Regions from separate parts of the Homo sapiens genome. Here region 2 is linked to region 1. A link is a loop called in an ENCODE intact Hi-C map of the cell type or tissue named here. Cell type or tissue: GM12878. All regions are shown on one strand. Each heading gives the region's core, and the rest is flanking DNA. Links, peaks and the distances in the headings are about the cores only. Region 1 overlaps LOC105378641 (a long non-coding RNA gene). Region 2 overlaps LOC105378641 (a long non-coding RNA gene).

Region 1 (15,656 bases), core at 2,807-10,806:
CTAACCAAAAAAATGAAAACAAGTTTAAAACCATCATGCTTTCTGGATACTATGTCTTTGAATGTTTTCTGTGTATGTAGACATTTTCAACTCCTGTGTATTACATTTCCCATGTATTGGCCTCAGTGGAAAGTCTGGTCCCTCCTTAAAGCAGGCTGAGCTTTTCTGGCAGCCAGAGGCAGGAGGAGCAGCCTCCTATCAGGCTGAAGAAGCCAAGACGTCTTCCAGGCAGGAAGCGTAGGTTGACAGCCATGAAATAGTCTTTTCTTCAATAGCCAAGTGGGAGTCTCCATCTTCCACTGCAGGGCAATGGGTAGGGGGGAGGGCAAAAACCAGACTTGGAACCTGTGGCAGGTCATGGCCAGGCCCCTGAAGATGCTGAGAGAAATAGCGGGGGCCCTGCTCTGGAGGAGCTTAAGACCAGTAGGAATGACATATGGAGAAACAGATGAAGTACAACCCAGGCACTGTCGTGGGGGGTCATACTCAGGAAAGCCTGAGGAGGGAGGAGGAAGGGAGGAGTGTGCAGTCTCCTGGAGAGGTCAAGATTGGCTTCTCAGAAGCAGCTCTTGAACATGATCAGGAAGAGGAAGCAGATTGTACAGACTGCCCCAACCTGGGCCATTGTCTCTCTTCTTTCTCTCAACAAAGTCCTGAGGGTGCCTCTGCCATCTCCTCACCATGCTCTTCTATAATAATTATTTATCTACCCCAGAAAATAAGCTCTTTAGGTCCAGGGCCATGTTATTTTTTTCTCTATGTCTTCTGCGCCCAATACAGTACATGGTAGGCACTCAAAAATGTGTTGGACAGAGCGTAGAAGTTGGGAGGCTCCCTTAGGTCTGGCTATGCTATCGAGTACTTGGGGAGAATGAGAGCCAATGGAGTGGTGAGGAGAGCAGGGGCCAGATCTCACGGGATTTGAGTGACAAGAAGGACCTTGGACTCTATCCTGCTGGAAATGTGTCCAAGGCCCCAGGACAGCTTTGGAATTATCCTGGTTGGATCACAGAGCTGGCTTCAGAGTCTCTCTGAGTAGCAGCCATTAGCCCTGATTACTGATGACCAGTGTTGGGGTGGTGGCACCATGAGCCAAAGCCTACCTCTGACCCCTCACTTTCCCATATCTCAACCTCCTCCACCCCAAGAACCCCTGTTTTGGTAATGCTACCACCATGCACCCCATTGCTCAGGCCCCAAGCCATAGATTCATTTTTTATTCTTCTCTTTCTCTTCTCTCCATTTAATCCATAAAAAGATCTGTGGCTTTCTCTCTAAAATATACCCCAGTCCACTTTTGCCCATCTCTCCCTCTACCTCCCCAGTCCAGGCAGCCATCTCTTCCCTCCTGCATTGTTGCCATGGCCTTTTACCCAAAACTTGGGCTCCATCCTCACCTTTCTTCCCCATCCACTGTCTGGCCATCCTCCAGGCAAACATGGTCTTGTAAAAATGCATGACTGATCATATCATCTCCATGTGCAAGTCCTAATTCCTTTGCACAGCCTTCCCAACTCTGCATTGTTCCATCCCCATATCTGTGACCTCACTGCACACCACCCTTCTACTCACTAGCTTCTGCCACTCTGGCCTCTTTCTGTTCTGCAAACAAGCCAAACCTGCCCTCTTCTTGGGGCCTTTGCACTTGCAGTCCAGGTCCTTGTTTCTCACTTAGAACATTTTTTTTTTCCATCTCTTTGCAGGGTTCTCCTCATCCTGTAGGTCTCAGTTAAACCCTTTCTCTACAGGGACTTCCCTGAACACCCTTTCTAAATGATCTCTGTCTGCATCCCTAATCTCCATCCCATCTCCTCTCATTACCCAATTTATTCTCATCACAGCAATTATTAAGATGAAAGTGTCTTTACCTGCTAGTGTTTATCTCTTCTGCTGGAATTTAAGCTCCATGAGAGCAGAGACCTTGTGTGACTTGTTTACCTTGATGTTCCTAGCACATAACAGGCACTCTATGCATGCTGCTATTATTATTATTGTATGTGTTGTTATTCTAATTATTACATACAGCGTGTTCCTAGCACCTAGAACACTGCATGGCCTGTAGCAGGTAGGCTATAATAATAATAGATAATAATAACAATAATAGATATTATTTGAACAGTTAAATAAACAGAGAAATAAGGCCCCCCGAGGCTTGGGTGGAGGATGAGATTGAACACAGAATAAGCCCCAGGTGACCCAGGGGAGGAGGGGCTCACTGATTCCACCCAATGTCGTTTAGGAATGAGAGGAACCCTGCCTCCCGTAAAATCTCATCTCTAAGCCAGAGAGTCTCAGTGACTTGAGAATCAGAGGACCTGTAAGTATTAGAAAGCCAACCCCCCCGCCCGGACTACCACCCCTCCAGAGTGTTGTAAATCATATCTGCCCATCTCTGCAAACCTGCTTCCCAGGATGGGGAGAGGGGGTATTCCTCTCTCACTCAGAACAGCCCAGCTAGAGAGCTGGTGCAGAATTAGTCTATGTGAAGCCCTAATTCTGATGCTGAAGGTTGGATGAGCCCCAAGGACACAGAGATGACATTAGCTGCCCTGGAATTTCTGGCAATGCTCTAAGACCCACCCCACCCCACCCATGAAGCTGACAACCCTAGAAGCAGCCCTCTCGTGCTTCTTTTGGCCAGGTTAAGTATTGCCAATCGCTACCTTTTTCCCCATATGACCCAGTATTGAGTCTTCTTACCACTCTAGTTATAACCCTGTGAACACATACCAGTCTTTCATCGCTCCTTTAAAAACACCCTGTCCAGATTGAAGACCATTACCAGAGACAGGGTCTGCCTACAGAGCAGAAACATGAACTCCCTTTCTCTAGCTACTAAACCTCTATTAATGTAGCCCTGAGGGTAATTAAAAATCACTAAAGGTGAGTGCTGAGATGAAGACAGAAAGAGGGCAGCACTTTGGGAGAATCCTGTAACTATGGGATGGGCTAAAGAAGAAAACCCAGAGAAGGAACCTGAGAAGGAACAGTCCAAGAGGTCGGTGGAAAGCACGTTTCCCAGGTACAAGAAGGATGGGAAGAGACTGTCCCACAGCTACAGGCAGCTAATAACCATACACACAGAGAGACCAACAGAATGAGATGAGACCGTGTGCTTTCTCTAACGATTCCTCTGGTCAGATCCTTCGAGGGAGATTCTCTATGGCACGGTGGGGTAGAAGTCAGACTGCAAGGGGCAGAGGAGAGAGGGATGCGGGGGCAGGAAGTGTAGACAACACTTTTAAGATTTAAGGGCAGGACTTTGGTGCTGGGAAGCTGGGGCGGCAGAGGCAGAAGGCAGGATCAGGCACTGTGGTGGACATCCGCAGTTGGTGTGTCCAGGCCCTTCCTTCTTCTGGTAACCACACGCCCATTTCTTTGGGGATCATTTCCCTCTCTCAACCCCAACCGTTTCATTTCAGTGAGACCAGAAGAGGGCATGAGTCAAGCTAGGGCAATCAGAGTCCCCCCCTGGGATTTCTCCAATTAAAACCAAGGAAATAGAGTATTTATCTCTAGCGATGACTCCCAGGATTTGTCAGGAGTAGCTGATGGAGAAAGCCCACCTGGCAGAATTCAGTTGACATTCCAGAGAGACAGAGGTTATTGGGGTGTCTGAGCCCCTGCCAGGCCTGAGATTTGGTAACTTCAGCATTTGCCAAATAGGTTACAAGAGCCACTAGTAACCTAAACGAAATCGAATTGGGTTTCTGTCATTGGCAATCAGAATAATTCTAATATCAGAATTAAAGCCCAAAGGATGAGTTCACAGTGAGTCTGGTATCTAAGACAGTTTGATGCTAAGGCCACTCACATGCAGGGCCAGGGCCGCCCTCGTGGGCCTTATCCTTCTTGAGTCTGACGTCTCCAGTCTGGTGACCAAAGCCAATTGCACCTTGCATCTGCCCCTGCTATGATAACACAGCTGGACTGGCTGCCTTATGGAGAAGGTGATTTATTTGCTTCATAAGCAGGAAGGCTAGAGGCACATCGTGGCAGAGCCCAAGCTTGCCTTTCTTTCCTATTTTACATTATATTTCACCCTGGCAAGAGTGATTCTTCTTGGCCAGAAAATTGATTTTAAATCAAACTTCTTCTGACAGCCCCACACAATCCTCCCTTCCTGGGGCCTTTGCCCTCTCTCTCTCTCCGCAAAGCCCTCCTTCCACTCCCACCTTTCTGCGTGCCCCTAGACACACACTCCTGTGCATGCATGTGTGCGCACATGCACACACACACACACCCACAAGCTCTTCTCTATGCCAGGAATTTTCTCTTTCCCCAGTTCCTTTTGTTTTATTTTATTTCACTTTATTTTACTTTATTTTATTTGGAGATGGAATCTTGCTCTCTCTCCCAGTCTGCATGCGGTGGTGCGATCTCGGCTCACTGCAACCTCTGCCTCCCAGATTCAAGTGATTCTCCTGCATCAATCTCAACAAGTAGCTGAGACTACAGGTGTCTGCCACCATGCCCAGGAGGTAATTTTTATATTTTAGAGATGAGGTTTCACCATGTTGACCAGGCTGGTCGTGAACTCCTGACCTCAGGTGATCTGCCCACCTCAACCTCCCAAAGTGCTGGGATCACAGGCATGAACCACTGCACCCAGTCCCCAATTCCATTTATTGATGCACTTTTATAACCAACTCCATCTGTGGCTCTCCAGTGTGGAGTGACGGGGCCCAGAGGAGGAAGTAGGCTGGAGGAGATCTGGACTTCAATTCTTGGCACCTGCCTAGAGGGAGCGAGCTGGCACCAGGAAAAAGGAGGCTGCCCAGCTGTTCTAGGAGGAACTGGGCTTCACAAGGGGATGGAGACTCTGATGCAGAGGCCCACGAGTGCTGCAGACCAACAGCCTCAGCTAAGACATCAGACACTGAGTAGGAAGGGGACAACACAGAGAGGTGAGTAGGGAAGAAGGAGGAACGCAGCTGACAGAGCTCAAGGTATGTATGGTCCTTGTTCCTACCTTTCATATTCCTGTGGCTACTTTGTGTAACCTGTCCCAGCACCTGGCTGCAGGGAGATGCCTTGGAAGTTGGTGTGCAGAATTTGGAAGTTCTGGAATCTGGAGCCTGAAAGGTTTCTGTCCCCATCCCAGCTCAGCCATTTACTAAGCATATGGGGTTGTCTGACAGGGGTCTACAAAGCTTTTCTTAAAGGGCCAAATGGTAAATATTTTAAGCTTTGCAAGCCATAAGTTCTCTGTCACCATTCATCTCTGCCTTTGTAGCACCAGAGCAGCCACAGATAATGTGTAAATGAACAGATGTAGTTGTGTCCCATTAAAACTTTATCTATAAAAGCAGGTGGTCCATGCTCAGGATATAACTTGCCAATCTGGAAGGCCTTCCAGTGCAGATGCAACTCTAGAAATTCTGTTTACAGCTCCAGGAGCTCATCCCAGCTGCTCAAAGGAAAACTACATAAATGTAACAAAGCAATCCTCTCTGCTAGTCACTTAACACACATGGTACAGCATAGTGGTCAAGAGCATGGGCTAAGCTCAAGCCTGACTTTGTCACATACAAGTTCTGAAACCTTGGGAAAGTCACTGAACTGCTTTGTACCTCAGCGTCATCATCTGTAAAACGAAGATGCTAAACAGAAGATGGGTATGAGCATTCAATTAGTCAGCTCATGTGCTAGAATAGCGTCTGGACGAACCTTATTATTAAGGAGTCTGATGAGATTGCAAGATGGATAATGTCAGGAGGCTTCCTTGTGACAGCAGAGGAAGACCTCTTTAAGCTAGCCTTAGAAACGCTTCCTAGAGGAAGTAACGCTGCAGCTGAAGCTCTCACAATAAATAGGAACATGTTCGAGCACCTACTGAAGGCAAGAAAAAGCAAGTCTTATTTAGGGACTCATAGGGAGATTCAGCTGTCTCAGAGATCAGAGTTGCTGAAGAGCAATGAGAGACAAACGGGGAGAGAGAAGCAGGGGCCTGGTCATGCAAGACCGTGCACACCATGCAGTTGAATGTGGATTTTTTTCTTCATGACAACGGGAGCCATAGAAAGGTTTTAACTGGGGGAGATGTGTACTGAGATGAGTGCTTGCTCTGGCTGTTTGTAGAATGTAAACTAGAGAGGATGTGAGTGGAGACAGGAGACCACCAGAAAGTCCTGACATCAATTCAGGCAGAGAGGAGGGGGCTGCCTTAAGGCAAGGGCCCTGGGAAGAGAGAGGCACAAGCAGAAGATGTTAAAGAGATCAAATTGTTAAGATAGGGAATCCTATGGGACGTAGGAAATGGGAAGGAAGGAAGAGTCAAGGGTGACTCCCAGGTTTTGGCCCACCACTTCCCTTTATAGTTCTAAAATGGCAAAGCTTTATCACTGACTGATTCTGGGTCAGAACTCCAAACCCATCTTGTGATCCAAACTTGTGACAGGAAGGAGCCTGTCAGAGGTTATCTCACGCATCCCTCTGCCTCTGGGCCAGTCTGCATTCAACCCATCTAAGCAGTCAGCTGCAGGTGCAGCAAAGGACAGGCATGCCCTGAGCACACAGGTTGGCTCTGCTGTCCACAAGGAAGCAGCACCAGTGTGGAGGTGAAGGCCCTGAGGCCCCAGAGACTCGGGGCCTTGAGCTATTAAGAGGAACGGACCCCTGCTTCCTTTTTTCTTTTCGAAATTAGCCAGCAGAGTCAGCCTCCTTGCTGGAAGGGGAGGAGGGTCTGGCAGCTAGCCACCCCAACCACATCACAGCTAGAGCTCCACAGCCCCAGCCACGACAGATGTGATTTATCTACAGCCCAGGAAAAGCGGGAAAGGAATGCTTTTCTTCCCTTCCTTGCTGTTTGGGGCCATTCATCACCTTCGTTATTTTTATAGTCGTGTGGGAGTATTTAGCTCTCTTCACCACCCCCCAGGAAATGTGAACAAATAAGGAATCAGTACACATGCTATCAGGAAGGCATCAAGGCACAGAGCGGTGATTAAGAATGGGATGTCAAGTTTCCACCCCACTGCCCTCTCTACTTCTTATTTTAACTCCCTCCCATCCCCTAGAATTCCCCAGATAGGACCTGAGACTGTATCTGAGTTATAGATGAGAATGGAAGAGTTGCTCTAAAACAACTGGAACATCAGTAGACTTTAAAAAGGGGGATTATTGTAAAACTCTTGCCAAGTGACCTCTGATTTAAGCTGGTAGAGTAAACAAAAGAGTGACTCTGTGAGGTCAGTGTGAGGACAGTAGGAATTAAAGGTTTGCTGGAAAGATGGAAAGGTGGAGAAAGAAAATAGAACCCACTCTCGCATGGGTAAAGGTTTGCATGTTGCTCAACTCAAAGCAGAAGTGAAAGCTTTAATGCCTGAAGAGACTCTTTGCCCTCCCACAACGGGGACGTCGTGTTGCACAGTGGAGCTTTGTTCCTATTTGAACCTAGATTTGAATCTTGACTCCTCCATTACCTCAAGAATTTATAAAATGAGGATAATAATATCTATTCATGGGGTTGTAAAAAGTCTAAAATTTTAGTGTATGTGCTTATTATCTGGCTTAAAGTCCAATACCAACATTATTATTTTGCTTCTCAAGTTATTTCAGCTTCAGCCATTAGGAGCTCCAGCAGGCTGGCTCCTCTGTTCTTTTGACAAGCCTCCAGATATTCCAAGCTCATCTTGTATTTTCCATTCTCAGCCCTGGAATCAGCTATTTCCCCTAGGAACCCTGGTTCCGTTTAATGGAGAACGTTGTTTAGAGACCAAGATTGGGGTGCTGGACATGCTTATTGCTACTGAGGTGTCATTGCTTGTAGCATCATTGCTTTCATCAGACAGAGCTAGGAAATAAATGTATGTACACCAACGATGTGTTTTTGTAAGATGAAAGTGAGGTAAGAAATACACAAAAATGCTTTATCCTATTTTTGCAACTTTCCTATTCTTTCAAAATTAAGTTTTTATTTTAAGTATATAAAGCACCTAGAGCAGGCGTGTCCAATCTTTTGGCTTCCCTGGGCTACATTGAAAGAAGAATTGTCTTGGGCCACCATAAAATACACCAACACTAATGATAGCTGATGAGCTAAAAAAAAAATGCAAAAAAAAATTTCATAATGTTCTAAGAAAGTTTATGAATTTATTTTGGGCCACATTCAAAGCTGTCCTGGGCTGCAGGTTGGATAAGCTTGATCTAGATTTTAATAGGTATGCAATGGCTGTGAATTGCTTTTCCATCCCTCCACTTCCTAAACTTGACTCCTCTATTAACCTCAAGAATTTATAAATGGGATAATAATATCCAGTCCATAGGATATTACAGACATAGTAGGTAAAACACACAGGATGTGTTTCAGGCTGTGAGCCATAAATGTACCCTACAGCAGCAAATTAGCAGCAGGGACCCTCTGGCCAGGCTCTTTGGGTCAGAGCAATTAGCTGACTCTATCTAAAGTTTGAAGCAGAGTCTTTTATAATATGGAGGGGGATAGAGTTTAGATTCTCCCAGAAGCCAACCCTGAGACAGAATTTAAGTACTAATAATTTATTTTGAGAGGCCCCAGAAACACCAGTAGAGGAATGAGAAAGTGACACAGGAAAAGGCAAGCAACCAACATTTGTGTGTTATTAAGCCAGCTCCCACAGTGAGGGACCGCTGCATAATCCCATGAGGAAACTCTGGAAAATGCTGTAAAACACATGCCTCAAAACGATCACAGGTACACACACCCAGCAGAGATGCAGGGGTGTTTTATATACAAGCCCCACCAATCATTGGTTGAAGGCTGCTCCCAGGGGTTATTGCTCCTCCAGTACTTGCAAAGTGGCCTCCCGTAGTTCTGGGGAAAGTCCCAGGAACAGAGCTGCAGGTGTCAGCAGCTGTAAGCCATAAGCAGCACCCTCAGCTACAGAAAGTCTCGGGGAGAAGGGCACAGATCTATCTTAGCACTTTGCCCCAGCCACCCATGACCACACCAACTCCCAGTTCAGGCTGCTTGACTCCACTTCCTGAGCTTCTCCAGCTCTCCTGAGCTACCTTGATGGTGCCATGTAAAGGGAAGAGAATTATGGCATCTCCTGAGCTTTTGGCTTAGGAGGAGGAAATTTGGCAAGGAAGAGCCAGTTTCATCTAAACAAATATTCATTAACCTGTGGCAAGGTAGCCAGGTCTACAAATTTCCTCAAAGTGATATTAAAATGTATTTATATATAGAGCTAGGTGGTATTTCTATATACATGAATATGTAAATTTCTGGGTTTGTAAGTATCAGTAGTTGAGAATGAGAATGAGGCAGTGAGTACAGAGCCATGAATTCATAAAATGTTTAAAAGGAGCTCTCTCCAACCTTTTGGTGTGTTATCTTAGTAAGGTATAGTAGACTTGCTAAGTGTGCTGTAAATTTAAAAGTTTAATGCATCATTTGCTGAAGTTTTTCACTGAGTTTGTTCTAGGAAAGGGCAATGAGGAGAAAGGGATGTCATCTCAGCCTTTCTCCTTGAGAACAGTGGCATGAATGGCTGCTCCAGTCAGAGCTAGTGTCCCACCCTCTTTCCTGGGCATCCAGAGCTCCTTGCATTGGCACAGTCACCATGTGAGGACATGCAGGTTGTGCCCAGCAAAAGCGTGCCTAGTCTAGGGGCAAGGAGCACTGGAATCTAGCCCATGCTTACCTCACCAAGCCAAGCATACCAGGGCAAAACTGCAGCCACCTGGGAGAAGGGCATCTTTCTTTCTTTTTTTTTTTTTTTTTTTTTTTTTTGGAGACGGAGACTTGCTCTGTCGCTCAGGCTGGAGTGCAGTGGCGAGATCTTGGCTCACTGCAAGCTCCGCCTCCCGAGTTCACACCATTCTCCTGCCTCAGCCTCCTGAGTAGCTGGGACTACAGGCGCCCGCCACCATACCCAGCTAATTTTTTTGTTTTGTTTTTGTTTTTTTTAGTAGAGACGGGGTTTCACTGTGTTAGCCAGGATGGTCTCCATCTCCTGACCTCATGATCCACCCGCCTCGGCCTCCCAAAGTGCTGGGATTACAGGTGTGAGCCACCGCGTCCGGCCAGGGCATCTTTTTTTAATTTACACAAAAGCACCACGTGTGTTAGCAGCAGCCATATGTGCAATATTCATCATGATATCCATTATGTGCACACACCATACCAATGAGGTACCATCTCCGTAAGCACTGCAAGACCAGAACACATAGAGGGTAAAGACTTGTCCAGGGTATAATAGTTTGCTGGGCTGCCATAAGAGTACTATAGGATGAGTGGCTTAAACGATAGAAATTTATTTTCTCACAATTCTGGAGCCCAGAAGTCCAAGATCAAGGTGTTGGTATGATTGGTTTCTACTGAGGCCCCCCTCTTCTTGGCTTCCAGATGACTGTCTTCTCCCTGTGTCCTCACAAAGTCTTCCCTCCATAGGTGTCTGCATCCTAATCTCCTCTTACAGGGAAACCAGTGATATTGGATTAGGACCCACTCTAATGACCTCATTTTACCTTATTGCCTCTCTAAAGCCTTTGTCTCCAAATAAAGTCACGTTCTGAGACACTGGGGTTAGGACTTCAACATATGAATCTTGGGGGGACACATTTCAGCCCGTCACACAGAGCAATACAGCAAGTCATTGATGGTTACAGAAATATAACTTGATATTCTCTGGCTTCCCGTCTCTGGCTTGATATTCTCTGGGGCTTCATTCCAGAGTCATCGTGTCTCTGTCAACTCTTTTTGACAGAGGTGTAAATGGAACTGCAGACGCTAAAAAGAGAAGCAGCAGCTCTGCCTCACTATTCCTCCTTAGCGAGTCATGTTGCCGTCCCCAAGTGCAGCCAGATTTCCTGTGACACCCCCATAATACTCACTTCCATTGGCTCCTTCAGCAGAAGAAAGGAGCATCACACCAGAGCCAAGAGTTCACAGATGCCAGTTAGACCCCCTCACTGTAAGTGGCCACCTCCCACCTGACCAACACAAAGAATGAGCTCCACAAACCCAGCTTCCAGAAACATCTGGGTCATTTCTGTATGATGAAGAAGTGAATATAGTGAAGCCCTTTCCATGTCAAATTTCTGCCAGGAAGATGCTGTGCTTGTCTTCACTCAGGGCACCTAATATATTGTCTGTGTAAATGGAACCTCCTAAAATAGTGCAGTGCGCAACTAGCCCAACTGTCTGGGGCAGCCCTGCCGCAGCCTCCACACCCCTTACTCCATGAGTTCTTTCCATGTATTCCCTCCCTTTCCCCTTCTCTCAACCTCTTGCCTCTTCCCAGTTATTTGCTCCAATATTAAAACTGTCTCTACCTCATGGCCAATCAACCCAGGGGCAGTGCAGTAGTCAGTTTCCAAGATTGCCTCCCACCAAAGATGACTATCACCTCCTGGAATTCACACCCTTCTGCAGTCACCTCCCACATTGTACCAGGTGACTGATAGAATACTGCTGAAATGATGGTATGTCACTTCTAAGGTCAAGTTATAAAAGTCACTGTCTTCTGTCTTGGTTGCTTCCCCTCTCTCTCCCTTGGATCACTCCATCTGGAGGAAGTCATGTCATCAGAAGCCCTAGGGTAAGACCCACATAGCAAGAACTAAAACTTTCTGCCAACTGACACATGAATGAGCTTGGAAATAAATCCTCCAGACTTAGGCAATGTTCAGATGACTGCAGCCCTGGCTGACCTGCAGCTAAACTGCTCCTGGATTTCTGACCCACAGAAACTATGAGATAATAAATGTCTGTTGTTTTAAGTCGATAAGTTGGGAGTCATTTGTTACACAGCAGTAGATAACTAATACAGGGAGACTACATGTTGGACCATATTAAGGTCAGCCCCTCACAGAATCACCTCCACTAAACTGTGTTTGGACATTCTGCCCCAACTTTTTTCAGCAGTGGTGATGAGAAACAGCCATATAAAATGTGCACCAATTTTGCTGTACACCTGCTGTTAAGCATATTGATATTGTTTACTGCTTTTTTTTTTTTTTCTGGAGACAGAGTCTTGCTCTGTTGCCTAGGCTGGAGTGCAGTGGTGCAATCTCAGCTCACTGCAACCTCCGCCTCTCCGGTTCAAGCAATTCCCCTGCCTCAGCCCCCCAAATAGCTGGGACTACAGGCGTGCACCACCACACCTGGCTAACTTTTGTATTTTTAGTAGAGACGGGGGTTTCACCATGTTGGTCAGGTTGGTCTCAAACTCCTGACCTCGTGGTCCACCCTCCTTGGCCTCCCAAAGTGCTGGGATTACAGGCATGAGCCACTGTGCCCGGCCTGTTTACTGCTTCTTTACCTTGGTGGTCATCTTTGTAAGGAGCCATGTGAGAAACACTTTAAGAGTTTAGTACAGGGGTTGCTCTTATTTAGGCATTCATTACCTGAACCCCTGCCATGACTAGGTCATCTAGGGCAGCAGAGGTCGCCACTTAGGACATGAGTCCTCAGTCTTTCACATCCCTCCCACACTCCCACTAGGGTCTATTCCTTCCTGTCCCATCAACGTCTTCATTGCTCAGTGTCTCACTGGTTGACAGATGATCAATACCCTGGGAATACAATGCAAGTTGATTGCAAAAGTATAATTGAAAATATCGCCAAAAAATGGGGGGGCAGGATTTCATAAAATCTATGAAAGTGAAGGGGAAGGACTGCTGGCGTCACATGCAAAGGCTTTGACAAATCAGTATTTGGGAGAGTTCGAGCAGTTAACAACTCAAGAGGAGAAAACAGCAAGGGCGATGATACTGTGAAGACTTTGAAAGAGAATGGTTTGAATATCAAAGGAATAAGAGACGCTCTTGAGAAAATTGATAGAGTGTTCAAAGAGTTTTGGAAAAAAAAACACCCTTTTTATGATCATGCTGCCAAAGTCAAACATGAATTTGAGAATGTTATTTCATTCTATTATATACTTTTGTTGGAAAAATTCTACCAAAAAAATTCAGCAGTTGGTTCACCCTATTCATCCAAAGAGTGGGCAGATAGTTACATATACAACTTCAATTTTAAGTGTGAAATAAAATAAACTTATTTTAATAATATTTTATTTTTTAAGATGCATTCTAACTTTGATCCATTTTTGGAGGGGTTCCCTTTTTTAAGGGCAATTTAAACTACCCTTTTCTACTTTCAAGCATCCTGAGGTATCAAAGGCCAACTCTAGATGGGGAAAAAATGCATATCTTGAGGAACAGGCTTGTGGCTTTCATTCTAATTATCTGAGCTTTACAGCTTCTGTATTTCACTTTTTGCCTGGAATTCCAAGAGGCTAAGCTAAATTTTGTTATGATCATGTTTTATTAATAGTTCCTCTTTTATCCTTGGTGCCAATTTTTCCTTGGGATCTATCCTTTACTGAACCAATTGAATAATATATTTTATATATTATATTATATGTAAATTATCTGTGGATGTATATTTATATATATAACATATATAAAATATATCAATTATCTGTGGATAAAATATATCAATCCTACTGTAGAAAGAGGTGAATTATTGACAGACTCTGAAGCTGCTCTCTGGAAGATCACTAGGGGCTTTCTACTTGCTTCATTAAGTGGCCTTTCCCTGCTTCTCGTCGTGCTCAGCCTCTTGAAAGCCTTTCTCTGCCCTCTTCCCTCGGCTTTTTCTAGCACATAATACTCTGGCTAGTTTTTCTCTTACTTTTCTGTCCTCTCCTTCTCGGCTCCCTTTTCCCAGTGTAAAAATCTCCCTGCCTGAAATGTTTGTTTTCTTTCCAGATGTTTCCAGATGGTGTCTAGAAAACTAGAGTGGCCCAAGAGCCATAGTGTCAAGTCAACAAAGTTGGCATTAAGACCATGCTAGGGTTATGTATTCTGATGCCACTCTCCTTACCCCACCCTGGCATATACTCATTTTGGTTTTTTAGCTTATTATGAAATATTTGAGGTATACAAAAAGCTATAAAGAATAATGCAATGAATACCTGTGTGCCCTACCCATCTTAAGCAATAAAACATTACTAGAGGTGAAGCCTTCCATCTCCAGCTCATTTTCAATTATTACAAAAAGCTGGCAAAAGGGATCGTATTTGAGGGATGGCTGGGGGTATTATAAACAACAACAAGCATAAAGGCTGTAATTCTTAGCTTACATGTGCTTCCACATTCATTTACTCCCACCTACAGTCTGAGAAGGTATCTATTGTTCTTCCTATCTAAGGATGAGAAAATAGATTCCTAGACATCTGATGTGGTAGTGTGCAGGGGTTAAGACATGGACCACGAAGCCAGATTACCTGGACTTGAACCCTGGCTCCAGTACATGCTGATGCTTACATATTTTCTGTGTCTAGATTTCTCATCTCTAAAATGGAGGTGATGCTAGATTTACTTTTTGTAAAGATGAAATATATGTCAAGAAGAGAGACTGTCACATTGTAAGTGCTATATAAGTGTTTGCTGCTGCTGACACTACCACTATTACTATCATGATTATTATTATCTGAGTTGTCCAGTAAAGAGAGCTGCATTCTTCCATATAATTCTCTTCCACTAAGGGTCTTGAATGCTTATAGCTATAGCTAATCAGCTCTCACCTCAAGCTCTAGATCCAATCATTAGGTACTTGGGAGAATTGAAGATTCCTCTAGCTTATTGTTCATGATTCATCCTTGCCAGCCTGGTGCTGGGTCCTATTCTGACTTTGTGCCCCATCAACAATGGGATCTGGCTCATGCCTCAGTCTCCATTCTCCTAGGGCTGTGAAGAATAGGAAACAGCTGGATGTCCCTGGAGCTGACCACCTGCCAAGACTACTCATCATTCTTCTCTCCCAGCATCTCCTTGCCTGGCTGGTGGGATGCCTTTGGCCTTCTAATAATACACATTCAAATACCTTTGCCCAGTAAGCATGTCTAACCTCTGGATCTGAGACCTCCCCAGCCTACATCAGCCCACCACTACATCTTCTTCTGACAAGCATCACCCAGTTTGAGAATGGCAGTTCTTTATTTATTTATACAAAGTTCTACTTTCCCTTTTAACTACATAATTAGAATTCAAAAAAAAAAAATCTGTGGTCTCTTGCTAATCAGACTCTTGCCTTGGCATTTGCCCACAGAGCTCATAAGCAATCCAAAGCACTGAGCTGGGTTAGTCCTTCACACAAATGCAACTGTGCTTTTATTGCTGCCATAATTTTGAGTTGCTGAGTAATGAGATTGATCTCTCAGAGAAGTAAAAGGCAAATATGTGGCCACTCAGCAGCCAAATCTTACTTCTTTAAAATTTGGTACTGCCAAGGTCTATGTCTTGTTTTTAGTCATTTCTGGAAATGGCAACCTCAACAGTCAGGAGGTTTAAGTGGTATTCAAACTAAACAGACTCAACCTAGTCCTATTTATTCTTTTAAAAATTTGTCATGGAGGGCTGAACTTTCAGAGAGGCAGGGTAAAAATCTTGGCAGACTTTCTCCCAAAGAAACAAAAATTTGGTGAAAATTGTATTTTAGAAATAATCTGGAAATTGCCCTAAGAGTATAAGGCAAAGGGGGAAATAGTCATTCAGGAAAATCTACCTAATCTTCGTAAGAACAGTGAGAGTCTATGGCATCTGAGCCAAAACCCATCCCCTTCCCTGTCCCCCGACAACCTCATACCCAGATCCATATTACAGAAGCTCTACCCCAAACTGGTGTGGCCAAGAAGAAGGCTCCCACTCCCCTCAGCTGCCAGTCT
Region 2 (15,656 bases), core at 4,002-12,001, 62 kb after region 1:
CACCAATGAAATAGAAAAGCAAGAGGGACTGATGACCCAGAAGCCAAGCCAAGAAAGTGTTTCAAGACAGAGGTGTGCTCAGCAGGAGCAAGTGCTGCTGAGAACCACCAGCCTCTGAGACTGGCCATGGGATGTAACAACACACAGCTCATCGGTGACCTTGACAAACGCTGTTTCAGTGGAGACTCCGGGACTGAAGTGAGCCACGAGAGAAAGAGAGTAGAGGAAGTACAGGTGACTCGTGAGGAGTTTTGCTGTGAAAAGAAGGAGGAAAATGGGATGAAAAATAAAGAAAGATATGAAGGTCAAAGTCTGTTCCTGGCAACCAAAAAGGGACTTGCCTTGAGTAGAAAGTAATTAATCTCCAAACCACGAGGCTCCCTGACTTGATAAGTGTGCACTGAGTGAAGGGCTCTAATTACCTTGTTGCCACCTTTGGGAACAGGGTGGAATGTGGTCACCAAGGCAATGAGAAGCTCCCTAATTCCCACCTCATGATTCCTAGCAGGACTCAAAAGTCCCAAGTTGCTGAAGTGACTTGGAAATCTAACTGGAGTACAGCTCTGCATTGGAATTACAGCAAGAGCAAGCCTCACCCCTCATTACCCTTTGTGATCAGGGCAGGGAAAAAGCTGCTCAAAAGACGTGTGTAATAGATAAAGTGAAGTAATGTGGGGGATTGCCATCTGGGGAGAGGAATAACTTTATTATTTCATAGCTCTCCTGGCAGTCCAGCGTGCAGACAGACAGGAGGTGTGTGGCGGCAAACACAATCCAAGCTACTCCCTCAAGGATTGACAAAGCAAAGGACCAACCTTGAAGATTTCTAGTAAATATTTGCAGCCACTGAAAACATCTGCTGATTTCTCTTCCACAGACCCAGGAAGAGGGAAACCAGGACAGACACGAGGATTGGGCACCCCTTAGGTACTGTGCTGGGGGTCATCACTATGCTGGGTACTCTTAAAACATTTTGCCATTTGGGCTGGGCACAGTGGCTCACACTGGTAATCCCAGCACCTTGGGAGGCCGAGGCAGGTGGATCACCTGAGGTCAGGAGTTCAAGACCAGCCTGGCCAACACGGTGAAACCCCATCTCTATAAAAATACAAAAATTAGCTGGGCATGATGGTGGGTGCCTGTAATCCAAGCTACTTAGGAGGCTGAGGTATGAGAATTGCTTGAACCCGGGAAGTGGAGGTTGCAGTGAGCCGAGATCACACCATTGCACTCCAGCCTGGGCAACAGAGCAAGACTCCATCTCCAAACAAACAAACAAACAAAAAAATTTTGCCATTTAACACATACCACCACCACCCAAACTCTATGCCAAGAGTTTAATTCTCATCTTAGATTTGGCTCATTAGTCAATGGCTGCCAATTATAGGTAGCAGTTATTGTGAACTCAGAACATGCAGGTGCTGGGTTAATGCCTTGCATTATTTTATTCATCCACACAAAAATTCAGAGGGGTAAGAAGTGTTATAATCTCCATTTTACAGATGAGCAAACGGAGGTACAAACAGGCTTGCCCAAAGTCACACAGGCAAAGAAGCTTCCTCAAAGTAACTTGGTATAGAGCAAAGTTTCCATGGCTCCTAAATAGCAGAGCTTGCATTTAAACCCAGAGAGCTCTGACTTCAAAACTTATGATCCCACACTGTGCTACCTCCTGCCATTTATCCCTGCCTGACTCTTTTCCCACAACTGGCTGACCCTGAGAGGCTTAACTCATGTGATAACTGAGCATGTGAACTGGTGTACAGCAAAGCCCTTGACCCCTGCCTTCTTCAGCCCTGAATTACATTTCTGGTGGGGCAGTAGGAGGATGTGGGAATCCGTGCCATCCCCAGGGAGCTGCAGCAAGCTCACCCTCTCAGTCTGCCAGCCCAAGGATGCCCTGAGCCTCTGCAGTCGCCCTTGTCTTCACTCCATCGTGTCTTTCCCAAGCAGCACACAAGACTGAGGATGACTCTGCTAGGCAAGAGAAGACTTTTTTGTTAAGTTTTCAGGAAATAACCTAGCAAAATGAACTTGACTTGCAGCTCAAGAACTTGGGGAAAAAATTCCCAGTTGCACCACTTACTTGAGGTTCTTGGATAAACTGCTTCACCTGTGTTGTTAACTTCTTTATCTTAAAATGAAGATAACAGCCCTAATATCATAGATGTTCAGATGGGATTAAGTAAGGTCAGCCCCTAGTTCCATACCTGGAATATGGATAGGACTCCACAGCAAACGTTAGCCCCTTGTCTCTTCCTCTAACATGAAAGTTGTTCTACATGCTTTGTAAGGCTAATGTGAGCATGAAATGATGCAATCCAAAGGGGCAAATTTTAGACACTCAGTAAGTGTTATTTAAAGTCAAATATCTGAAAATGATTGACTGTATGTTGCCACCATGAAGCCTCAGCCTGTGCACATGAATTGGGGTGACTGGAAGGAGAGAATCCAGCCCATGGTGTATGGCCAGGCCTCACCCAAGCCCGTGATCTTGGGTCCTGGCTGGACTTTGCTGCCTTTCATCATAGAGGCTGTAAAGGACTCTGGCTCTAAGGAAAGGACTCAGCATGCACAGTGAAGCCAAAGTGATCTTTCTAGAAAGCAAAGCTAAAAACTCTTCAATGGCTCCCTGTGGCCCTGAAGATCAAGTTCAAATCTTTGAACATATTTTACAACCCCTTGTGATCTGGCCTGTGTCCATTTCCAGACTCATCCACTGTTGCACTCCCTCTCCTTGTCTACACTCCAAGCACTCCTGAGTTTCTTTTAGGTCCTCAAGGCCTGGGTTCATCCCCTTATCCTACATGAGGGCAGAAAGGTCAGGTCCATGCTTCCTTTGCTCATTAGTATATTCCCAGTGCTTAGTACAGCACCTGGCACATAGTAGTGAGTGAGCATATTACTTTTACAAGCAAAAAAAAATATGTTATTATTTGGGCCACCAAATGCGAGAGAGTGAGAAACGTCACTTTCTCCAGGTACCCCACCATCCTGCTCAGTCTGGTAAGCCAGTGCAGGGTTCTGAACACCACTTCTACGAACAGAGCAGTTCTGACCCCAGCCAGGCCTCATGGCATGGGAGGAGGTAAAGGGAGAAGGCTTAATACAGACTAAATACAGATAGACTAGTGTCCATAAGGCTTAGAGCACAGCTGTCTCCAGTGCCAGAGAGCATGTGCGCACATGGGCATGTGCTCGCTCGCTCTCTCTGTCTCACACACACATACACACATAGAGATTTATTTACATGCCTATAGACAGCACCATGTCTGTATGTGGGCATACTTGTGTCTCTCTGTAACATCTCTGATACAGGGTAAATCTCTGTGTATGTGTAATGATGTGAGTAGGCCTGCTGCTTTTTAAAAATCGCCCTTAAATGCTTCCAACTTTTCCTCAAAGCCCCTTCTCTCTTGTGCCATCACTTGGCTCTTTTTCTTTCCTCTAGATCCACCAGTGTCCCTCTCCTCTATAGCTCAGAGTAATTCAGCCCCTTTCCTAGATTCACATCCCTCATTCAATCTCTTTGCTCAGCAAAAGTTCTGCAATTAATAGGACCTACCTTCTTTAGAAGGCAGTTTTGCTACAATCTATTTTACTTAAGGATAATCCCAGGAGTCTCACCCAATCCCCAGCTCAAGCCATTTATCAAAGTAGCACTTCCAAGAATACCTATCATTTGGTCCAAGAATCTTTCATTCCAGCTGCTTAGAGGATAACATGAAAGATAACACTTCCCCTTTAGAGTACAAACTCATGCATAAGATCAAAGCGGGGTCCTCCCTCATCCAGCAGTACTGTAGGTGATGCAGCTTACATGGGTCTGAGCATGGGAAGAGGAAGGAAATTCATGCTGAGTGAGCACGTATGTTTGCCCAGCTTAATCCTTGATGATTTATGACACTGTCTTATTTCATCCCCACAACATTATTCCTAGGCTTAGAGAAAGAGACTGAGGGTCAGAAAGGGTAAGTAACTTGTTCAAGGTCACAGAGCATGAGAGGCAGAGCCAGGACTTGAACCAGATCGGCTGACTCCTGGGACAACACTATTTTCCCTGCACCAGGATGCCTCCTGTCAGTATATCTAAATGCACTGAGGTCAGTATTGCATGAGGCGTCTTCAATGTGTATAAAATATGTAAGTCAGGCTGGGTGTGGTGGCTCACAGCTGTAATCCCAGCATTTTGGGAGGCTGAGGCAGGTGTATGACATGTGCTCAGGAGTTCAAGACCAGCCTGGGCAACATAGTAAAACCCCATCTCTACAAAAGCATACAAAAAATGGTGGTGCATGCCTGTGGTCCCAGCTACTGGGGAGGCTGAGACTGGAGAATCACTTGAACCCAGAAGGCAGAGTTTACAATGAGCCAAGATTGTGCCACTGCACTCCAGCCTAGGTGACACAGACCCTGTCTCAAATAAATAAATAAATATTTACATTTTTTAAAAAAATAAAATATGTAAGTCATATTTGGAGAGAGAGACAGGTAAAGAGAGGGAAGGTTTTGGGGTATGATCCATAAGGAGACAGATCACAGTATGTTGGAGCTGGGCAGGGCCTCAAATTATTCTAACTACCTCATTTTACATATAGGGAAACTGAGGTCCTAAGAAAAGTGGCTTGCCCATGGTCACACAGTGAATTACTGCCAAGTCAGACCAGATCTCTGGTCTGATAATAACCTGGCCTACCTCCTTTGACTACATTTCCCTGCTGTTCCTGCAAATAATTTCCATCTTATTCTAGTGTTGACTTGTGTTGAAGTCCCCAGTGCCTTCTAGAACTTGAGGTCAAAATTGTGTCTGTCCCAACCAGAAAAACTGCGGCAGGGGCTCTTTCCTGGCAGCCCCCACATTTCCTGCCTGCTGTGCTCATCCACTAAATGGCTGAAAGACCCACCTGAAAAGTCGTATCTGCTGCAGCCTCTGATCCGCTCAGCAGCTAAAGATCATGGCTGATGCTACGGATGATAAGTCTTGGTCAACGTCCTATTTTGAGATGCAGGTACCACTTTTCACTTTCCACTGAAAAAGCCTGGAGTGTTTCCCATCCTGGCATTCAAATCTTTCCCACAGGATGGGGCAGACCTAAGACTGCTCGTGGAAGGTCTGGGGATGGGATGGATCTTCCTACAGGCCAACTCTGGAGCCAGCCCAGACCTCTCCATCTCCAAGGCAGTGCAGCACTCCCGAAAACTCAAGACCAAGTGCAAAAAGATATGCCTTTGGCTCAATATGTAAAAACTCTCCAGCAATAAATTTAAGCAATTCCATTTGGGGCTCTCACAATTCCCTCCACTCAGACAAACTGCTTTTTATTTCAAACGTTCCTGAAGAAAATTGGCCAATTGCTTACTTCAACTGTCATGGCCATTATGCTGAGCCTGGCGGCAGGACACAAATACAACCTGGGGATTTCTTTAAGTTGGATCCTTGCCAAACTGATCACTAGAACAGGGGTCCAGCCAGAGGGTCTGTGGACATTGAACCCTTAGGAACGCATTAGAACTCCCACAGAAGAGAACAGGGTTAGCTGGGGCCAGAGCAGGGCTCTGGGGAACTAGGAATAAGGAAATGTAATGTGTAGTTTGATCCTTCAGATTGGCAATTACATCCTAAATCCAAGCGGGCAAGGTGACCTCCAGCTACCTTGAAATGACCTCAGCAGTCAAACAGACCTACTAGAGAAGGCGTAGGTGGGATCAGAGTCTGATAATGACAACATCTGATAATGACAATAGCAGCTCTATTTATTGAACACTTCTATATGCCAGGTGTTGTGCTGGGCATTTGACATGCCCCACTGAAGCCAATCCAAGCTCCTTACCATGTTCCTTGGATCAGCGCCTGGTACATGGTAAGCATTATACAAGGGCTAGCAACTGTTGTTGTCATTCTCATTGTTAACAAAGGGCACCCAGTGAACTCCCAAACCAATCCTCACCAGCCCAGAACAGACAAGCTGATCCTATAAGTTCCTAAGTCACCCCAGTATCAGAGATGTCCTTGGTTGCAGGCACTGACCATTTGAATTGTCTCCAGTCTGGACAAGGAGCTGATTGGTCCGCTGTGTGATCTCCAGTTCCCTGACTCTGACATACGATGCTTTCTGAGTACCTCACTCCCTGGGAGTCCAGGCAGGCTGGTTCAGAGATGACTCACATCCAGGCACCTGCTCCAACAGGGGGGCCTCCCCCACCCTCATCTCACAGCAGGAAAGGTTTCACCTGACACTTCAGGGAAAAGGAAGAAGGAATTTACTTTTTACAATCAAAGCAGAGTTGTGGTGAGCAACCCCTGACTCCGACATTGCCATGACAACACCTAGAAGGCATCCTTGGCTGAGAGCCAAGGCCCAGACAGCCCTTTGTTCGTGCTGTGAGGCTGAGTGGCTGTCTCAGGTGAACAGGTTCTGGGAAGCCTTCTCCAGGCTAAGGAGAAGGGAGCAAGCAAGGACACTGTAAACTACTCAATCCCCCTTCACAGGGTTGGCCTGGTGGGGGTTGGGAGGAGACACCTGAAGGTTAGAAGCAGGTCTCCTTTTTGAAACGTGCCTTAATCGGGAATTCTGAGCTCCATTTTACCCCTTTCCCTCCCAGAGAGCACCTGCTGCTGCTTTTCTGTCCAGACCCTGGCAGCCTCCAGAATGGGTCTTGAAATATTGATTTGACCCCTCAATACCAAAAAAGGATCATAGTCACAAGAGTACACTGAGTGCCTATTATTTCCTAGCACTTGGGCCAGACACTGGGAATACAACGATTGAAGAAATGGGGCCGGGCCCAGTGGCTCACACCTGTAATCCCAGCACTTTGGAAGGCCAAGGCGGGCAGATTACCTAAGGTCAGGAGTTCGAGACCAGCCTGGCCAACATGGTGAAACCCCATCTCTACAAAAAAAAAAAGAAAAAATTAGCTGGGCCTGGTGGCGTGTGCCTGTAATCTCAGCTACTTGGGAGGATGAGGCCGGAGAATCGCTTGAACTCAGGAGGCAGAGTTTGCAGTGAACTAAGATGGTGCCATTGTACTCCAGCCTGGATGACAGAGGGAGACTCTGTCTCAAAAATAAAAAAGAAAGAAAGAAAAGAAATGGAACATACCCAGGTTCCTTAGAAAACAGAGCTTGAGGCCAAAACTAACACCAGAGACTTCATCCTAGGAAAGAGTAGGGAAGAGTGAATAAAAGGGGGGATGGAGGCCGGGCGCGGTGGCTCAAGCTTGTAATCCCAGCATTTTGGAAGGCCGAGGCAGACTATCACAAGGTCAGGAGTTCGAGACCAGCCTGGCCAACATAGTGAAACCCCATTTCTACTAAAAATACAAAAAGTTAGCCAGGCATGATGGTGGGTGCCTGTAATCCTAGCTACTCAGGAGGCTGAGGCAGGAGAATAGCTTGAACCCGGGAGGCAGAGGTTGCAGTGAGCCAAGGTCGTGCCACTGCACTCCAGCCTGGGCGACAGTGCAAGACTCCATCAAAAAAAAAAAAAAAGGAATGGATTAATCAAATCTAGCCCAATGCATTAGAGACATAGAGATATTATTATATATGCAATGATATGGAGAAAATTATATTCACAGAACTCTTCTCAGGGAGAATATTCTCTCTGTGCTTGGAAAAGAAGACTCTGCTAAGCCAGTTGTGGAGGTAAAGCCTCAAAGCACATGCTTAAGAAATAATAGGTGGCCTGCTGCCTTGTAAGGAGGCTCAGTCTGGTTCACTGCAGTCCTTTTGTATTGCTCAGTGGGCTGTGCAAGTTTGGGGGAGAGCTGAACTGTTCAGGACAGAAGAGAAGAGACTGGAATGACTCAGCCTGTTCCATTCCTCCTCCACAAGGGGCCTTATCACTACAAGTTTCAGTACCACTCACATTTAATCTTTGTATTGCTTTAGATATGAAGGGTCTCAGGCAAAATCTAATTCCTTTTCTGAATTGGGATTCTGATTTGGTGCCTGATTCTCATACTTTCCACAGTTTCAGCTCAAGGCTAGTGCAATAACCCAACCACAAAGGGACCTGGTAAACTTGTCATTGTCAGCCTGGAGAAATGACAGACCACTACATGGAACAACTTTCTAAGTGTCAGAACCACCCCAAGAAAGAGTAGGCTGACTTTACAGGTGGTGAGCTCCCTGTCACTGGAAAGGTTCAAGCAAAAGCTGGATAACTACCTGGTGGAGAGGTTATAGAGGGAAGTCATCCTTGAAGATCTTTCCCAGTCCTGTGTCAGTGATTCTGCACTCTGTTTTAGCCTCTCTACTTAGGACGGGCTCCCCCTGCCGAAGCTTCGTGTGCCCTCACCACTCTGAGTATCCATTTCTCTGGCAGAAAATACTTTGCTAAATGGCAGCATAAGTCTGCTTTCTCTCTATTTTCCTGTGTGTTTTCCCTCCACAGTGGCAGGCAATACCTCCCTTGTTCTTTCTGCTCCAAACACAACTAGGGTTTAGTTTATTTATTTGTTTTTTTTCGAAAGCTTGTTGTCCTCCAAGAAATAAATAAAGATGTTGTAAGTAAACAGAAAAGGCAGGAATCCAGGCATCTGCAGTTCCCTCCTCAGGATTTTGTTTCCTGGGGAAATGCCCAGTGGGGATCACTCTAGGGCTGTCCCCAAAGATGTATTATAATAAACCACTGAGAGAATAAAGCTTCTGTGTCTCTGCCCTGGTAGCAAAGGCAGACCTACTGCTAAGAAGAGAGATCTTCCTGGCAGAGGACAGCAATGATATAGCCAGGCTACCCACTCAGAGGAGAACCAAGAGTCTTCAACCCTACTACTATAAGGGATTTAGAACATTTCAAAACTTGTGTAACTTCTCACAAGTTAGTTAGATGTATTATCTCCTCTAGATTTTCCAGTAGGGATTACTACTAAAATGTAAATGCCCTACTTACTTGTTTAAAGGGACTAGAAAGCAAAGAGCCAGGAAGGCAGTGTCTCACTTGAAGGCTAATCTTGGTGGAGAGAATCCCAAGGGACAGAGTGGCAGCTCAAAGACAAACCCTACAGAATGAACTTCAGCGTTCAAGACTCGGATTCCTGAATGCAGCATTTGTGAGGAGTGGAATCGCAGACACCTTCTGTTGTATCCACCAAGCCCTTCTTTTCTCTGAAGTGTTCATGACACACTGGGGGTGGCCCTCAGGCAGCTGTGTCTACACCCTGTAACTCCATCCCCTGGCCATAAATGATTGGACCAGAGAAGAACACTTGACCAGGATGGCCCAAGTCATTTGAACCAAGGGACAGGGCTGGGAGCTGATCACTGAGCCACGCTATTAGCAGTGCTCTTGGGCCAACTAACAGCAGGAGCAGCAGCAGCAGCAGGAAGAGCAGCAGCAGCAGCAGCAGGAGCAGCAGCAGCAGTATCACCTGGGAATGTGTTAGAAATGCAAATTCCTAGGCAGGGCATGGTGTCTCATGCCTGTAACCCCAGCACTTTGGGAGGCCGAGGCGGGTGGATCACGAGGTCAAGAGATCAAGACCATCTTGGCCAGCAAGGTGAAACCCCATCTCTACTAAAAATACAAATATTAGCTGGGCATGGTGGCACGTGCCTGTAGTCCCAGCTACTCAGGAAGCCAAGGCAGGAGAATCACTTGAACCCATGAGTTGGAGGTTGCAGTGAGCCGAGATCAACTGCACTTCGGCCTGGCGACAGAGCAAGACTCTGTCTCAAAAAAAAAAAAAAAAAAAAAAAAAAAGCAAATTCCTGCTAGAGGTGGGGCCCAGGAGTCCTCCTGGTGATTCTGATGCTACTGAAGTTAAAGAAGCTTTGCCCTAGAGGGAAGGAAGTCTATGAACTCCTACTGCTAAGTTCCTCCCTCAGCTAGGTTATTCAATTGTTTCTTTGAATTCCATGAGACACTAGAACATATTTCTAATAAATCAAATATAATATACCTTAAGCTACTTCCAATTGGTTTCTATTACTTGCATCCAAGAGAACCTTAACTAACACAGCTCGTTGAGCCTGAGATACCAGAAGTAGACTGCTCCATCCCCCAAGTCACCACCACCCTCTCTTCATGCTGGACCTCAAAGAAAGGAGGGCCACAGCCAGGTCACCTCTCGCTCCTCTGGTGAGAATCACCCTAATCCCTCCTTTCACTCCTTTCCCCACTACAGTTCTTTGGATTTGCCCTTGTATTAATTTGTTTTTCAGCTCACTTTTTAAATTGACAAATAATAATTGTTTCTATTTCTAGGGTACAACATGATGTTTCAATGCATGTATATATTGTGAAATTATCAAATCAGGCTAATTAACATATCCATCCCTTCACATACTCATTATTTCTTTGTGGTGAGAACACTTGAAATCCAGTCTTTTAGCAATTTTGAAATACATATTATTATTAACTCTAGCCATCATGCTGTACAATAGATCAGAGAACTTACTCCTCCTAAATGAAACTTTGTACCCTTTGATCAATATTTCCCCTCTCCCCAGATCCTTTACTTATCATATCAACCTATAAGCTAACAAGTTGCTATAATGCCTTGATTATTCCCCTTTTGGTCAGTGCTATAACTACCCTCTCTGTCTCCATAGCAGAGGTATCCACCCCCCTTTTTCCCAAGGATACATTTCTCCTCCATTTCCTTTGAGGGAGGTAGAAAGCTTCTCACAGTAGCAACCAGGATTATATGATTAGTATAGACAACATTCAGACACCAACCAAAGCTGCCTGGCTCTAAAACCCATACTCATTCCACTGTACCACTGTGTTTCACCTGCAAACCATCTCCTTAAGCCCACGTGCCCCTGAGTGAGGAGGGAGCAGCTGAGCTGAGAACCTCCCCGCCATCCCCCCATCCAAACTGAGTAAGTTATGCATCACTTAAGACCAGGATACATTTGAGAGACGGGTCATTTGGGCAATTTCGTTGTTGTGCAGACATCACAGAGAATATTTACACAAACCTAGATGATATAGCCTACTACACACCCAGGCTATATGGTATAACCTGTTGCTCCCAGGCTAAAACCTGCACAACATGTTAGTGCACTGAATACTGCAGGCAACTGTAACACAATGGCAAGTAAACATAGCAAAGGTACAGTAAAAAGATAGTATTATCATCTTTTGGGACACGTGATCCAACATTGACCAAAATGTCATTAAGTGAATTATGACTATATTGTGCTCTGCAAAGCAACAGATTTTACCCTTCATTTTACTACCTTGTTTTATGGGTATGTGTGTGTGCACGCATGTGTGTGTGTTAACAAGTTCAGTTCCAAACAGCTGTTTGTAAGTCTGCTTGTTTGCAACTGCAAAGAACCTCATGAAGGTTAAGCTTGTAATCCCCAGGCCCATTTCCACTAGATAGACGAGTGAGTTGATGCTTCACATAATATGTTTTGCTCTGATGTGTTTTTTTCCAAAACAGCCCTATATCTCCCACTTTTAAAATCTGTTAAGGCAAGTAAATCTCCTCCTTAAAGCTCTCTACAGAGAAAGTCTTAGCAGCTACAGTGTCAACATCTCTTTGACCTTGTATAGACTTTAGGGGCCCTGAGCCTGAAAAACCATTTATGGCTTGCAACAAGCAACAGTTCACCGTGGCCTTTAAGTTCTCAAACAGACTCCTACCCTTTCCTGAACTCATATTAGGCTAATGAGGCTCCACTGATACTTCTACTCTCTAGCCATACACTCAAAAGTTTTTCTCCTTTTTTGATTTTTGGCAATTGCTTCTCATTATGTTTTGCTGATTATTGTCAATAGCATGGGTGCAGCATTTTTTTACATGTTGCTTGATTTACTCTCTATCCTTCACAATCATGACACTGTAAAAAAAAAAAAAAGTATCCCATTTCACTTACAACATCCATTTTCTCACCACTTTCAATTTTTGAAATTATTATTCCACTTTGGATTCCATCATAACCATATGTCTCTTCTAACCAGCATTTTCAATAAGCTCACTCGCCACTTCTCCACTTCTCCACTTATTGTTGGTCATGACGATAACAACATTTGTAAAATAGCTTCAGTGTAACACAAACAGTGCAAACATTCCCCAACAAATCAGGTGATAACCAGTCACAATTGCTACCGCCATGTGTTGGTAGCAGGAAGAGCTAAAATGCTTTTGCCACGGAGCAGCGGTCAACAGGCTCTAGGTATCTGTAAATAAAGTTTTATTGAAACACATCCATGTCTATTTATTTAAGTATTGTCTATGTCAGCTTTTGAGCTACAGTGGCAGAGTGGAGTAGTTGTGACTGAAACCGTATGGTCCTCAACACCAAAAGTATTTATGATCTGGACCTTTACAGAAAGAATTTGCCAACCCCTGCTCTGGAGTGTTTATAAAAATTAATAAACATAAGTTTGCAAACAGAGAAATATACAGCTTGAGTCTACACATGTCTCAGTGTTGTGGGAGGGACCCAAGGGGAGGTAATTGAATCATGGGGGCCGGTCTTTCCTGTGCTACTGTCGTGATAGTGAATAAGTCTCATGAGATCTGATGGGTTTATCAGGGGTTTCTGCTTTTGCTTCTTCCTCATTTTTTCTCTTGTTGCCACAATGTAGGAAATACCTCTCACCCCTGCCATGATTCTGAGGCCTCCCCAGCCATGTGGAACTGTAATTCCAATTAAACCTCTTTTTCTTCCCAGGCTCGGATATGTCTTTATCAGCAGCATGAAAAGGGACTAATACACTCAGATAGATGGCCCTTGTGAAGCTCATTTGCATGAGACCTGAGAGCCTTTTGAGAGAATTTATCCTAAGTAAAGGAGGGATCAAACTCAAATAACCTGACCCAGCTGGATAGTTTAATCAATGAAAGGAAATTTCTCATTACTACCTGATGGCTTAAGTCCAACTCATCTTAGTCTATTTCCATAGACACGCGTCTGGATCTTAGAGTGGAGTGAGCTTACCTCAGTCAACTATGGCCTCAATAATGCTGCATAACAAACCATCCAAAACTTGGTGGCATACAACAGTCAGCATTTACTCCCTACTCTGGCATCTGCAGGTCTACTGGGGAGGCTCTGCCTCAAGCCATAGGCCTGCTGTATCTGGCTTTGTTCCCCAGGTTTCTCGATCTGGAGGGCATGTTCTTCTCCCAGCAATGGCAAAGGCCCAAGAAGGCAGCAAGTCCAACTGCGCAAGCACATTCCAAGCTTTTGCTTGCTTTGTAACTGCTAATGTCCCATTAGCCCAAGCAAGTCACGCGGCCAAGCTCAGCATTAATGGTTGGGAAGTACATTTCTCTCCTAGAGGTTTGGGGAGAGAAAATGAATATTTGCTGAACAATAAAATACCTAAGTAAAGACAGGAGGCTTTGGGAGGCCGAGGCGGGCAGATCACGAGGTCAGGAGATCGAGACCATCCTGGTTAACACGGTGAAACCCTGTCTCTACTAAAAATACAAAAAATTAGCCAGGCAAGGTGGCGGACGCCTGTAGTCCCAGCTACTCAGGAGGCTGAGGCAGGAGAATGGCGTGAACCCGGGGGCGGCAGAGCCTGCAGTGAGCCGAGATCGCGCCACTGCACTCCAGCCTGGGCAACAGCGAGACTCTGTTTCAAAAAAAAAAAAAAAAGACAGGAGGGCCTGTGTCATCCAACTTTATAGAAGTTTGGGATGGCTCCAAGATAGTGCAGCACAAGAGGCGAGAGGCTTCCTCCCTTCTTCTCCACCTACAACAGACCACTATTCAGCTTTGGCCCCCTGAACTGTGTCCCTTGAGAGATGGCAGCAATAACAGAGCCCAGTGAAGCAACAGTGGGGCAATAGTGGTGACTGGTGGACACTTCTGGGCCTGGCAGACCAGCAGCAGAGCTCAAAGGGTTGCCCAGGAGTGCAGAGGGAGAGGCTGCAGTGCCCAGCAGAGCAGCAACAGTGCCCGGAGTTCCCAGCACCTGCAGAGCAGCAATGATGTCTGCAGGGCCATGCCCAGTGGAGCAGCAGCACCCCCTAGAGGGCAACTTGGTGCTCACTGAAACAGCAGCATATGTGTCCAGAAGTGCCAGAGACGTCCCAGGGATTCTTGGGAAACTGCGAGATTTTTCAGAGGGTGGTAAGGTGGGGACACAAGACAGTGAAATTTGAGCCATTTCTGTTACCCATGATTTCATTGATACCCATGGACTAGTGGATCCTGGGGAAATTTCTATTATATAAAGTGGGATATCTAACCCTGAATCCCAGACCCCCTCAGAGCGGAGAACAGGTTCCCCAAAATACATACACACACACACACACACACACGAACACACACATACAGAGGGAGGGAGAGAGAGAGAGCACAAATACCCTTAGATCCCACCCATCAGAAAGAAACAGGAGCCTTAGCTTCTCCTAGCATCCCCTTCCTTCTTCCCATAGACTCATCAAATATAGATTTCTACCTATTCTAACCAAGACAGGCCAGTGATCTGTAACTAATCCTGTGCCTGGAGGGCAGAGCAGCCTCAATTCTGGGGTCTCAGGAGAAGAACATTGGAATGGCCTCTTTGTGGGGAAGCTCCTCCCTGCTCTCCATCTGTCCAGCCCCACCAAGCCCTGTAGCTGGTGATCATTAAGCAGTAAAGGCATCCCTAATGGTGGCTAATGGCGGGCTTAAGTACTAGTTACCTGAAAGAACCCCTGGGGTTGGCTCACTTACTGTATTGAGTGATCCTGCAGACCCACAGAGCCACTCTTTCTAATGAGGAGAGCGACTGAATGCTGAATTCAAGCCCAGAAAATGGCTGGGGAGAGAAGGGGAGCCTGCCAAGGCCCTCTATAAGGGTCCAATGTGAAAGCACAGCCCTCCTCTTGCTGTTCCTCTGTGGCTCCAGTTGCCCAGGCTGCCCTGAAGGGGTTGAATAGGGAATATGGCATTAATAGTTAGCAGCTGAGGCTTTCAGGCCAGCCCCAACTTTCACCTCCACTCTATCTCAGTCACCAATCCCATGACAACAGCCTGGAGCCCTTGCTTCCCCAGAGCTGCCCTGCTTCAAAAATCCATTCTGCATCTGGTTGCCTGCCTTCCAGGCTCCTCCCACCTGCCTCCCACCACTCCTGCCTTTCCTTGCATATTCTCTATACCAGTCATGACCACACATTTCTCCCAAGTGTTCAAGCCACAAACTTAGATATCCGTCCTCTCCTTTGAATCTATCACCAAATCCTACGATTCTTCCTTCTAAATGTCTCTTAATTCTACCCAGCCCTCTCTATCTTCCTTGGGCAACTTCCCATCATCTCTCACTTGGCCCACTTTGGTGGACCTCAATGGCAAGGACCCTGTTGTATCCATCTTTGTATCTCAAATGTTGGACCCAGGCCTGGCACAAGATAAGAAATCCTGAAATTCTTATCAAATGAATGGGCCAAAACATATTCATGGCATTGTTCTCAGTTTGCGTCCCTTCCCCAGTACTAGCTGTATGTACTTGGACTGGTCACTTGTCTGCTCTCAGCCTCTGAATCTCCACCTGATACGCAGAGAATTCAATCTCAAGTAGAATTGTTGTAGAGATAGAAGTAAATAATACTATAATAGAAGGAATTCGTTACGTTAATAACAAAATGAGAAACAATGACTTAAGCCAAGCAGGGCTTTTCTTTCTTCTCTGGTAAGAAGAAAGCCTCTAGAAGATGTTGTTGCTATGTTGGCCCAAAGGCACAGGGACATCTAGGCC

Evidence for each region. Peaks named below come from ENCODE experiments on the same cell type or tissue, not always from the same donor. Only the 100,000 strongest peaks of a DNase experiment are listed, where the experiment ranks them.
Region 2: it touches region 1 in a loop (3-fold over the local background); 6 of 110 quality-filtered maps call a loop at or near these places.

Annotation. Positions count from the first base shown.
Region 1 is chr1:34,523,461-34,539,116 of GRCh38, forward strand. All of the region lies in intron 5 of LOC105378641 (a long non-coding RNA gene), which reads right to left. Among named protein-coding and RNA genes, the nearest start is that of MIR552, 140 kb to the right of the region's middle. RefSeq lists an enhancer at 7,079-7,248. In GM12878, for the core only: no CTCF peak of the experiment used is centred there; DNase peaks (open chromatin) are centred at 6,951, 7,271 and 8,821; H3K4me3 peaks cover 1,534 bases; H3K27ac peaks cover 4,247 bases.
Region 2 is chr1:34,584,152-34,599,807 of GRCh38, forward strand. All of the region lies in intron 3 of LOC105378641 (a long non-coding RNA gene), which reads right to left. Among named protein-coding and RNA genes, the nearest start is that of MIR552, 78 kb to the right of the region's middle. In GM12878, for the core only: a CTCF peak has its summit at 8,278; DNase peaks (open chromatin) are centred at 6,320, 7,790 and 8,160.